Regions from separate parts of the Homo sapiens genome. Here regions 2 and 3 are each linked to region 1. A link is a contact called in ENCODE Hi-C or POLR2A ChIA-PET data. All regions are on one chromosome and are shown on one strand. Each heading gives the region's core, a stretch centred on a gene start or an enhancer-like site at or near the end of the contact. The rest is flanking DNA. Distances are from core to core; before and after follow the strand shown.

Region 1 (3,197 bases), core at 321-2,820:
ACAGCACACACACATACACCACACGCATACCACACTAATTCTCCATTCTCACACCATGTACACACAACGCAACCCTCTCCAACCACACATACCCCGCTCCCTGCGTGCGTGCGTATATACCACATCCCCCACCCCCACACAACACACAACACAACCCTCTCCAACCACACATACCCCGCTCCCTGCACGTGTGCGTATATACCACATCCCGCACCCCACACAACACACAACGCAACCCTCTCCAACCACACATACCCCGCTCCCTGCATGTGTGCGTATATACCACATCCCGCACCCCACACAACACACAACGCAACCCTCTCCAACCACACATACCCCGCTCCCTGCACGTGTGCGTATATACCACATCCCCCACCCCCACACAACACACAACGCAACCCTCTCCAACCACACATACCCCACTCCCTGCATGTGTGCGTATATACTACATCCCGCACCCCACACAACACACAACGCAACCCTCTCCAACCACACATACCTCGCTCCCTGCGTGTGTGCGTATATACCACATCCCGCACCCCACACAACACACAACGCAACCCTCTCCAACCACACATACCCCGCTCCCTGCGTGTGTGCGTATATACCACATCCCGCACCCCCACACAACACAGTCACACTCCACACCCAGAGAGTCTCACATGCAGCGCCCAGGTTGTGTCCTACACAAGGGTGCCCAGCTGTGGGTCTGAGGCAGCTCCCAGGGTTCTGGGGCAGGGCTGGGCACCTGGAGGAAGGGCACCTCCTAACTGGCACGAAGGTGCCCTCCGCACTGGCTAAGACTCTGGCACCCATGACCACAGAGCACTCCCCACCCACCTCCAGGCCTCTCTAGACAGTGAGACATCAGGCCCCTGAGGACCCCCAGCCCTCCCCACTGGAAGGCCCTGCCCGTGCCCCACCCTGTATTCCTCCCTGGCCCTGAGTGCCCTGCCTCGAGTATGTGGCTCCAGGCACAGCTGGCTCTTCCCTCCCCAAGCCCCTCAGTCCCTTAGTACCTGGACCATTCCCTTCATCCCCCACATGCTTATGGGGCACCTGCTGGGGCCAGGCCCTGGCTTAGTGCTGGGGAGACAGAGGGGACGAAGTCACGCTCATCCTCAGCAGGCATCTGCCATCTACACACCAATGGCCATGCCCAGGGAGCAGGACTGTGGCAGAACATCCCTGGCAGCTGTGGGAGCCCCGAGGGGTGATCTGTAACCCTGACTAGGGAGCAGTCAGGGAGAGCTTCCTGAAAGAGGTGGCAGTAGACAGAGGCACGTGCTTTCTAACTTCTGTGACTCACTGCATGCTGAGCTCTGCCCCTTCTCACCAGAAAGGGAGGCCATGGTGTGGATCAGAGACAGCCCATCTGCAGACCTGTGATCAGGAACAGTGAACCTCTGTGTTGCAGTTCCTGAGATTTGGGGCTTGTTAGTCACACAGTGACATGGCAGTAGCTAGGCAACACGGACCCTGAGCCCCCTTTCCAATCTGGCGACACACCTCATGAGTTACAGTCCCTCCCCACCTGCTCAGCCTCAGCACTTCTCCTTTTCCTCTAAGCTGCACCCGGCTGAGCCTTGCCCTGGCTGAACAGGACTGCACTGATGACGCGCCTGGGCCATGAGCCTCCCTCCCACCCATTTTGTTTGCCTTTGAGATGCCTTTGTGTCGTATGTTCTGCTGGGTCAGCAGGAGATTCAAGAGCCCTGACCTGAGCTCCCTGCACATTTCTGGGAACTGGAGGTGATGGAGTGGGCCGGGTGCCTTGTGTCTGATGTGTAGGTGGCATGATGTCAGGAATGGGGCAGAAAAAGGCTTCCAGGCTCCCGAGACACATTGAGTCCCATTGAGCATAGATGGCTATTAGGGACTTGTCTCTAGCACAGGGAGAAGGAGGCTGTGGCCCCTCTGAGAGGCCTTCTTTCAGTTCAGCTCCTAAGGATGGTCTTCCGGAAGCTCTCTGCATGATCTTTCACTTACCCAAGAAACATCAACATTTGCCCCCGAATGACACAGAATCACACTGGTGGTTAGGCTGACACAGCGTTTACACGGATTTGAAACTCTGTAGGTGTGACTGCTGGCTGCAGAAACTCCACTGAGTGCTGAAACATTCTAAGCCACAAAAAGTAAGATTTTAGAGTGTGCAGAATTGCAAGGGTCTGTGTATGCATACAAGTGTTGTTAAAATTGGCTTCTCACCTGCTTTAATCACACTTTTGTTATTTGGGGGAAATGCTATAGAATAAGTCTCTTTTCACCTTGCTAGCCTGTCTTGGTTCCCACTGGAAGTTTTCTTCTTTTGGCCTAGGTGGGTATTTGGGTTTCACCTGATTTGTTCTGGGAAGGGAGGGGAATGGTGGTCCTTCCTCTCTGGGGCTGGAAAGTGAAGCTTCGTCAAGCCCTGAATGGTCCCCATTGGAAGGCCTGGGCCAGGTGTTGGCTCTCTGTAGCACAGCAGATGCCACAGGCAGGGACCCTGCACCAGGACCTACCCAGAGTTGGGCTAGGCCTATGAGAGGTTGTCTGTTGTCTGGAAATTCCAGCTCCCAGGAGACTGACCATGCCAAGGTGGTTAAGGCATTGTCTCCTTTGCTTATTTCCTTATAGCACCCCCAGCACAAGGTGGGACCCAAGTAGGGGTTCACTTGAAAGACGTGGGCACAGGTGATGAGACTAGGAGACAGAGCATCACCCTTGAACCATCTCTGCTTCAGGTCAGCTGTGGGATCCTGGCCATATTATTATTATTATTATTATTATTATTATTATTATTATTATTATTATTATTATTTGAGATTAAGTCTCGCTCTGTCACCCAGGGTGGAGTGCAATGGCACGGTCTTGGCTCACTGCAATCTCTGCCTCCTGGGTTTAAGCGATTCTCCTGTCTCAGCCTCTCGAGTAGCTGGGATTACAGGCTGCGCCACCATGCCCGGCTAATTTTTTTGTATTTTTGTAGAGATGGGGTTTCACCATGTTGGCCAGGCTGGTCTTGAACTACTGACCTCAAGTGATCCACCCACCTTGGCCTCCCAAAGTGTTGGGATTACAGGCGTGAGCCACCATGCCTGGCCTCCTGGCCATATTATTTATTATTTTTTTTTAGAGACAGGTCTTGCTCTGTCACCCAGCCTGGAGTGCAGTGGTGCGACCACAGCTCACTGCAGCCTTGATTTCCTGGGCTC
Region 2 (3,197 bases), core at 507-3,006, 110 kb before region 1:
CACCATATGTATCCTTTTGTGTTTGGCTTCTTCACTCAGCATAATAATGTATGTGGGGTTTACTCAGCTTCGCCCGTCAGTAGTCTGATCCCTTTTATGCCTGCAGAACAGAACCAGGAAGAGGTGGCCTCTCCGCCGCTGTGCCTCCTCAGAACCTGCTGTGGCTTCTGAGCAGCGGTGGCTTCAGTGCTGGGCACACTGGGCCTGGCCCACAGGAAGGGCTCAAGTTCGTTGCGAGCAAATTGACTGAACCCTTGATATTCGGGAAAACACAAATTGCCTAAACTAGGCGGGGAGTCATTTCATTGCTTTTCTTTTCTTTTCTTTTCTTTTTTTTTTTTGAGACGGAGTCTCGCTTTGTCGCCCAGGCTGGAGTGCAATGGCGCCATCTCGGCTCACTACAACCTCCTTCTCCCGGGTTCTACTGATTCTCGTGCCTCAGCCTCTCAAGTAGCTGGGATTACAGGCATGCGCCACATGCACGGCCAATTTCTTTCCCCCCCCCCCTTTTTTTTTTGTATTTTTAATAGAGACAGGGTTTCACCATGTTTGCCAGGCTGGTCTTGAACTCCTAACCTCAGGTGATCCCCCAGCCTGGGCCTCCCAAAGTGCTGCGATTACAGGCGTGAGCCACCTAACCGGCCCATTTCATTGTTTTTCAAGCAGTCCCACCAGCGTGGAGAGGAAGGGGTAAAATTTAAATACGATGAAGAGGAAAGGACGGCTTAAGATAAAGAGCTTGGGCTGACGAGGGAATAGTCCCAGGGTTCAATTATCCAGCAGAGCGCGGCCTCCCCACGCCCGCCCACCGGGGATAATTAAAAGCCGGACGCCTCGGTCCCTTCCCCAGGGAGGCGGCGGCGCTCCGCGTGTGAAACGGCGCTCAGAAATGAACGGCGACACAGTGGCTTCATTGTTCGGCGGCGGGGGAAACTGAGGCCGGAGGGCGGCCGCCGGGTGACTGGAGGCTGGGTCACCACGTGAGTCAGAGGCGCAGACGGGCAAGATTGCTGTCATTAAGGTTTACAGGTCTGCAGCCGCCGCCGCGGCTGTGCGGCCCGAGCCGCGCCCGGCCCGGGTCTCGCTCGGCCACCCCGCCTCGGCGCCTCGAGCGCAACTGCGGGTGGCTCGGCCACCGCGGGGGGCTGGAGAGGTGACCCCGACGGTCTCCGCCCGCCCTGCGCTCCTCTGCCGCCGCCGCCGCCGCCCCGCTCCCGCGGGCCCGCCCTCTGACAGCGCCCGCTGAGGGCCAAGCCTGGCGGCTGGAACCTGAGCCCCGGGGTGGCTGCCACCCCCGCCCGGCCTCTACCTGCGCCACCCGCGCGGCGCCCCGGGAGGCGGCGCGAGCTCTGGGAGCGCGGCGCCGGGAAGACGGCATACGGCCCGGCCCTCGCCGCCGCCCGGCGCCTCCGCTGCGCGCGCGCCCGCCGCCCCGCCCCCCACTCCTGGGCGCGCGCACCTCGCTTCTCCCGAGGCCGCGGGGTCCCGGTTGCGCGCCCGGCCCGCCCGCCCCTTCCCCCTGCCTCCCCGGCCTCGCGTCGCCACCCGGCTGAGTCACGGGCCGCGCACACTGCACGTCTGACTGCACGGGCCCCTCGGGCCTGCACCTCCGCGGCCCGGAAGGGACGGAAGCCCCGCGTCCCCACCCCCACCCCGGGAGGGTCCCTGCGGCAGTTACGGGGGAGCAGCGATAGCTGCCCTGGAGGTCGCATTCCCACCCGGCCCCCGAGTTCTCCGGGAGAACTCCCCCGCAGCCTCGGCGGCATCGCCTCCTCCAATCTCCCCAGGAATCGTGTTTCCCCCAACCCTGCCTCCGTGCGCGCCGGGGTGGCGGCGGGATCCCGGTGCCGCCACCCCTCGGCCCCTCCGCCGCCGTGCGGGACCGCGATGGGGGAGGGGACAGGCCCGGTTTCGGTGAGGGGGCTGGGGTCGGCCACGCCCTCTTCCCTGGCCCCAGGGTGGGGGCCGCGAGGATGGCGGGGTCACCGGGCTGAACTCGCGCCTGTCTGACCTGCGGGGGTGTAGGCGGTGTGGACTGTGGACTGGAAGACGTCCTTAAATTTTTAAAAATAGTCTTGCCGTATGGAGAAGAACACTGGAACCTTTAAGTCCGCATCCCCTCGCCCGATTCGGCTCGTCTTAGTCCAGAGTGTAACTCCAAACATACTTATTAAGAAACTGTTGCTTTATTTTGACTCGTTTACATAAAATTTCCACTTTGGGGGGGATGGCGGTGGGCTTGTGGATTCCCTAAAATAACTTTTAATGGAGCGAAGCCTTCCATTATGGGAAGCGCCTAGACGCGGAGAGGCGTCTGGGGGCCTGGGTTGCCGTCACAGCCCTGCCACCAGCTGGCTGAGCGACCGGGGCACGTCGCTGCCCCCTCTGCCCGTGTTAGGAGAGTGGCCGCGGCGGGGCGACTGCACGAGCTGCCCCTAGGATTGAAAGACAGAGGCTGTCTCTCCTTAACTTGCTTTGATCCTGCAGAGAAGCAAAATGGAGTGAGATTAAAAATAAAGAAGATGCAAGCAGTTTGCTTTTCTGAATGGTGTGCCTTCCGCCCCGCTCCAGTTGTATTTATCATGCAGACAAGGTCAAGGTAACCTTCACGGTCTGGCCAGTTCCATTAAGTACAGAGTGCCCTTTCACTAGGAGGAGACCTCCATTGAGAACTTTACTTCCCACATCACTCGGGAACCTTCAGGGCTTTGAAGGCTCCTACTCCAAAGGGTCAGGAGGGGAGAGGCCCGGAGGGAATGCGAAGAGAGACTTTTCACAAAGGGAGAGAAGAATGAAGGTGAACAGGTGATGTCGACTTGATGTGTGACATTTAGGGATTCATAAACGGTTTATGGTCCTGTCCCAGGAGGCCCTGCCCTCCCCACCCCCATGGCTCCGAGGGGCTGAGTAATGTGGACACCCCGAGGTAGCGAGGTAGCGCAGCTAGGAGACTTTACTGCCTGGTCCTGCGCTCTGCTAACCTGCCTGCTTCCTTCCTCCCTCCCCTCTGCTCTGCCAGGGTGGGTAGGGGGGTGAGTGGAACAGAGCCCACAGGGATGCTGTTTCACAAAGCTAGTGTCAGGGTCCCCTCCCACCGCCCCCCAGCAGCACACACGTGCATTAGCATGTCTGTGATGGGTGAGAGGCAGCTGCAGGGAATCGCAAGGTTAATTTAAAATGATGGAGTGGTGGGAAGA
Region 3 (3,197 bases), core at 307-2,806, 92 kb after region 1:
GTTCAGGGAGCACTCCCAACCCAAGGTGCTCACCTCCTGGCTGCTGGCATTTCAATGAAGTGTAGTACTCCATGCCCATCCTCACCGCCACCTCAGGCCCCTGGACACCCCCACCACCTCTGCCTGTTACCTGCTTCACAGTCCCACGGTGGTTGATGGGAGAGGCCTTCCTGGCTCAGGGGTAGAAATCAGAAATGGGGTGCCCAGGGCACACCATGAACTACCCCTTCTGCCAACATGCCCAGAGGCTGAACGGCCATCCCCTGGCCAGGTTCCCCTGGTACAAACCCCGGATGAGAGTCCCATCGATGAAGATAGACCAGGGACCTTTTCTACCAAAAGGGAATGCCTGTGGCTTTCCCCGGTGCATTTTCTGGGGGATTGAATGCTTGTTCTAAGTTAGCTTGTGACTGACCTGCTCACATCCTCCCCTGCACTCCTGCAGACCTGGGGCTCCCGCCTCCTGATTGATAAATGACATACCCTTTGAACAGCTAACATTTCTGAATGAATAGCTAAAATAAGGAAGTAACTACAATAGAATCGACCCCATTTTTCTACCTGGCTCCTTAGAAGATGGCTGAGAATGCCCTCCTGGCTCAGGCTCCCATGCTGTGCACAGACATTTTTTCTAGAATTCTGAGGCCCTGTGGGCTGTTTGCCTTCTACTTTAGGAACATCCTAACGGGTGGCTGCTAAAAAACCCCAAGAGGAATCCTCACAGAATGTTCCATAAAACATACTGCAATGACCACAGGGGCCCCAGGCGTGGGACCAACAAATTGGCGGTGTTGAAACAGTGACTCTACGGCTGCCCACTGCTGGTGACTCAAGGCATGCCTGTTTCCGGGTCCAGGCAGGTGTGGAAGGAGCTGACACCCCACACGGAAGCCCCTTTGCCTCTGTACAAGGCTACTGAGGCCAGATGAGGCTGCGGCCTGCTCTCTGTCCCACCGCCCCATGGCCTGCCCTTGACCCTGGCTGCAGTCCCTCTGTCCACCCCTACTGCATGGGAGAAGCCTGTTGACAGCCAGGGCTCTTCCCACAACCTCTTCCTGCTGTTTGAGAAAGAACATAAACAACACTAGACAAACCAATGCATTTTAAGAAAATGCAGCCTCAGCTGGTTGATACTCATTCGTTCCTAAGGGCAGCTGGGTCTCTGGGCAGGCACTGTTCCCAGGGAATCCAGGACCCATGCTCTGTCCTCCTTCTAAGCTACCTGAGACCTCGGTGGCCCTCCTGTGGCCTCCAAGAGCCCTGGTTGTCTTGGGTATAAAATGGGAATGAGTACTACACTGGCCCGTTTTGGAGGTCTGGAGGGGACCCTTGCTGTGGGTTCTAGTCCAACTCTCAGCCTGAGGTTTCTGGACTCAGGGCTGGGACCCCAAGGGGTCTGAAAATTGCACATAGGAGGGTGGCTTGGTGGCGGTCACCATCATATAGTTTAAATCTTCCCTGTGGGACAGCCCCCAGGATGCCAAGATGCTGGGAGGTGGCCGCAGGCAGGAAGGGCTGGCCTTGCACACTGGTGCCCCCTGCAGGCCGCCCTGCCCACCCAGCAGGTGCTGCCGCCAGCACACACAAGCCAAGCAGGCCCCAGACTCTGTAAATGGGGCCAGGCGGGTGGGAAGGAGCCGGCCAGACCCGCCGGGTGGGGAGAGTTGGGGATGGGTCCTGCTCTGCACTGGTCAACCCGCTAACCAATCAGTCAGCAACAGGCATTTTAGCAGGCACCCTCTGTTTGCCTAGCGCATCTGCTTTGGGATAACAAAGCTGGAAGGAATGTCTGAAATGACTTCTAACCTCTCCATGTTTTATGGGTGAGGAAGCCACCATCAGGGTAGAAGGCCTGGCCTGAGGTCGCCCAGCCAGGGAAAGGCAGGGCTGGGGCTCCCCACCGGATCTCCTGCAGCCCAGAGCACCTCCTCCCACGCCGAGCCTTTAAATCCTCAGCTTCTGGTTCCCTGTTTGGGATAAACAACTGCCAGATTGCAGACAGAGCAGCTCCCATCTTCTCTTCCCACCCGCAGTGGGTTCCAGCCTCTCCCTAGTCCTAGACCTCCTTGCAACCTTCACAGGCTCAAGGCACTTGAGGGGCTGTGCGAGGCAGACAGAGGTGCCACAGGCTCTGCTGGAGAGGGCCTGGTGCCTGGCTGGGGAGACCTGACCCACAGACCACACCCGACCCAGTGCCCTCGTTTCCCCTATGGGGATGCTGAGGCTCAGACGGTGACATTAGTTGAGGGGCTGGCTTCAGACTTTCTGCCTCCTGCTCCACCACTTGAGGGAGGGGAGGAAAAGGGGCTTCTGCAGAGGGGAGTGAGGTGAAAGCAGCAAGTGTTGCTGTGCAGACCCGCCCCATGGCAGCCTCCTGCACAACCCTGCTCTGGCTCCTGCAGAGCTCCTGGGGGTGGCATCATGCTCCCCCTCCCCCACAGCGAGCACTGCACCTCTGTGCCTGGTTGGGCGGTGGGCGCCCATCTCCATATAGCTCTGGAAGCAGCTGGTGCACAAAGAGGGGCTGGTTGGGGCACATGGGGGCATATGGAGGTGGGCATCCCTACCCTCTCCTACAAGGCAGTAACCTCACCAGGGAGGGGTGGCGGGTATCTTCTGGCCTCAGATGCCAGGCCCTTGGTGCCACACCACCTGCCTCAGCAAAACCCCAGGGTTCAGAGGCCCTGGAGCCTGGCCAGGGTCGCAGATTCAGCAGCCCACTCTGCCACCTGCAAAAGACGGCCCAAGGCTGGCAGGAAACTCACGCCTCTTGAGGTAGAAGTTTTAGTTTTGGATGAAAATATGGTCTTGGCCTGAAATGGCAAGAAGCAGGCGCCAGCAAAATGAACGGGCCAGTGTGGTTACAGTGACCTGGGGTCACGGCCCGGCTGGGCAGCCTCAGCCCTGGGCTTGCTGATTGACACCCTCCGCCAGGCTGGCGGTACCTCCTTCCCCAATCCTCCTCTGCAACCCCCAGTCCCTCAAAGGGTCCTGCCACTTACAGATCCTCTTGTTGTCTTCCTTCCACCCAGATCCTGCCTCTTCCTTCATGCTTCCTCCTCCAGGAAGCCTTCCTCAACCTACTCCACTTACAGGGCTTGCCCCTTCCTCTGATGTTCCTAAACTGCCCTCTGGCTGAGCTGGCCCTGCCCCCCTTTATGTGTCAGGCAGAGGCCAGTGCCTGTTTCACTGGGGTT

What was found. A loop is a pair of places that touch in the nucleus more often than their neighbours do. ChIA-PET counts read pairs that join two places held with the same protein, here RNA polymerase II (POLR2A). Pooled maps may share reads with other maps.
Region 2: a loop to region 1 is called in a pooled map, with 3 times the contacts of the local background. The contact joins two enhancer-like sites. A Hi-C loop is called at or near these places in 7 of 50 pooled maps. POLR2A ChIA-PET finds 5 or more read pairs at or near these places in 8 of 52 experiments (BJ, CD8-positive, alpha-beta memory T cell, GM12878 and 5 more).
Region 3: a map with no recorded cell type shows a loop between it and region 1 (5-fold over the local background). The contact joins two enhancer-like sites. A Hi-C loop is called at or near these places in 13 of 168 maps with a recorded cell type or tissue (B cell, Caco-2, GM12878 and 9 more), 32 of 37 single-sample maps with no recorded cell type and 19 of 50 pooled maps. POLR2A ChIA-PET finds 5 or more read pairs at or near these places in 5 of 52 experiments (GM12878, activated CD4-positive, alpha-beta memory T cell, activated CD8-positive, alpha-beta T cell and 2 more).

What each region holds. Positions count from the first base shown.
Region 1 is chr18:48,867,429-48,870,625 of GRCh38, reverse strand. No RefSeq gene overlaps it. Among named protein-coding and RNA genes, the nearest start is that of CTIF-AS1, 27 kb to the right of the region's middle. RefSeq lists an enhancer at 1,828-1,937. Within about 2 kb of position 1,570, at least 8 of the 41 ENCODE cell types and tissues checked have a DNase peak (open chromatin) inside an H3K27ac peak, as active enhancers do; they include GM12878, where a contact is called at or near this core.
Region 2 is chr18:48,974,195-48,977,391 of GRCh38, reverse strand. No RefSeq gene overlaps it. Among named protein-coding and RNA genes, the nearest start is that of SMAD7, 25 kb to the right of the region's middle. RefSeq lists silencers at 988-1,107, 1,138-1,437, 1,538-1,657. Within about 2 kb of position 1,756, at least 24 of the 41 ENCODE cell types and tissues checked have a DNase peak (open chromatin) inside an H3K27ac peak, as active enhancers do.
Region 3 is chr18:48,775,595-48,778,791 of GRCh38, reverse strand. All of the region lies in intron 9 of CTIF (cap binding complex dependent translation initiation factor), which reads right to left. LOC107985147 (a long non-coding RNA gene) reads right to left here. Exons shown (of 2, transcript XR_001753444.2): 1 at 3,003-3,197; 2 at 1-1,967. Among named protein-coding and RNA genes, the nearest start is that of CTIF-AS1, 65 kb to the left of the region's middle. RefSeq lists enhancers at 1-109, 1-494, 1,730-2,230, 2,231-2,731. Within about 2 kb of position 1,556, at least 11 of the 41 ENCODE cell types and tissues checked have a DNase peak (open chromatin) inside an H3K27ac peak, as active enhancers do; they include GM12878, where a contact is called at or near this core.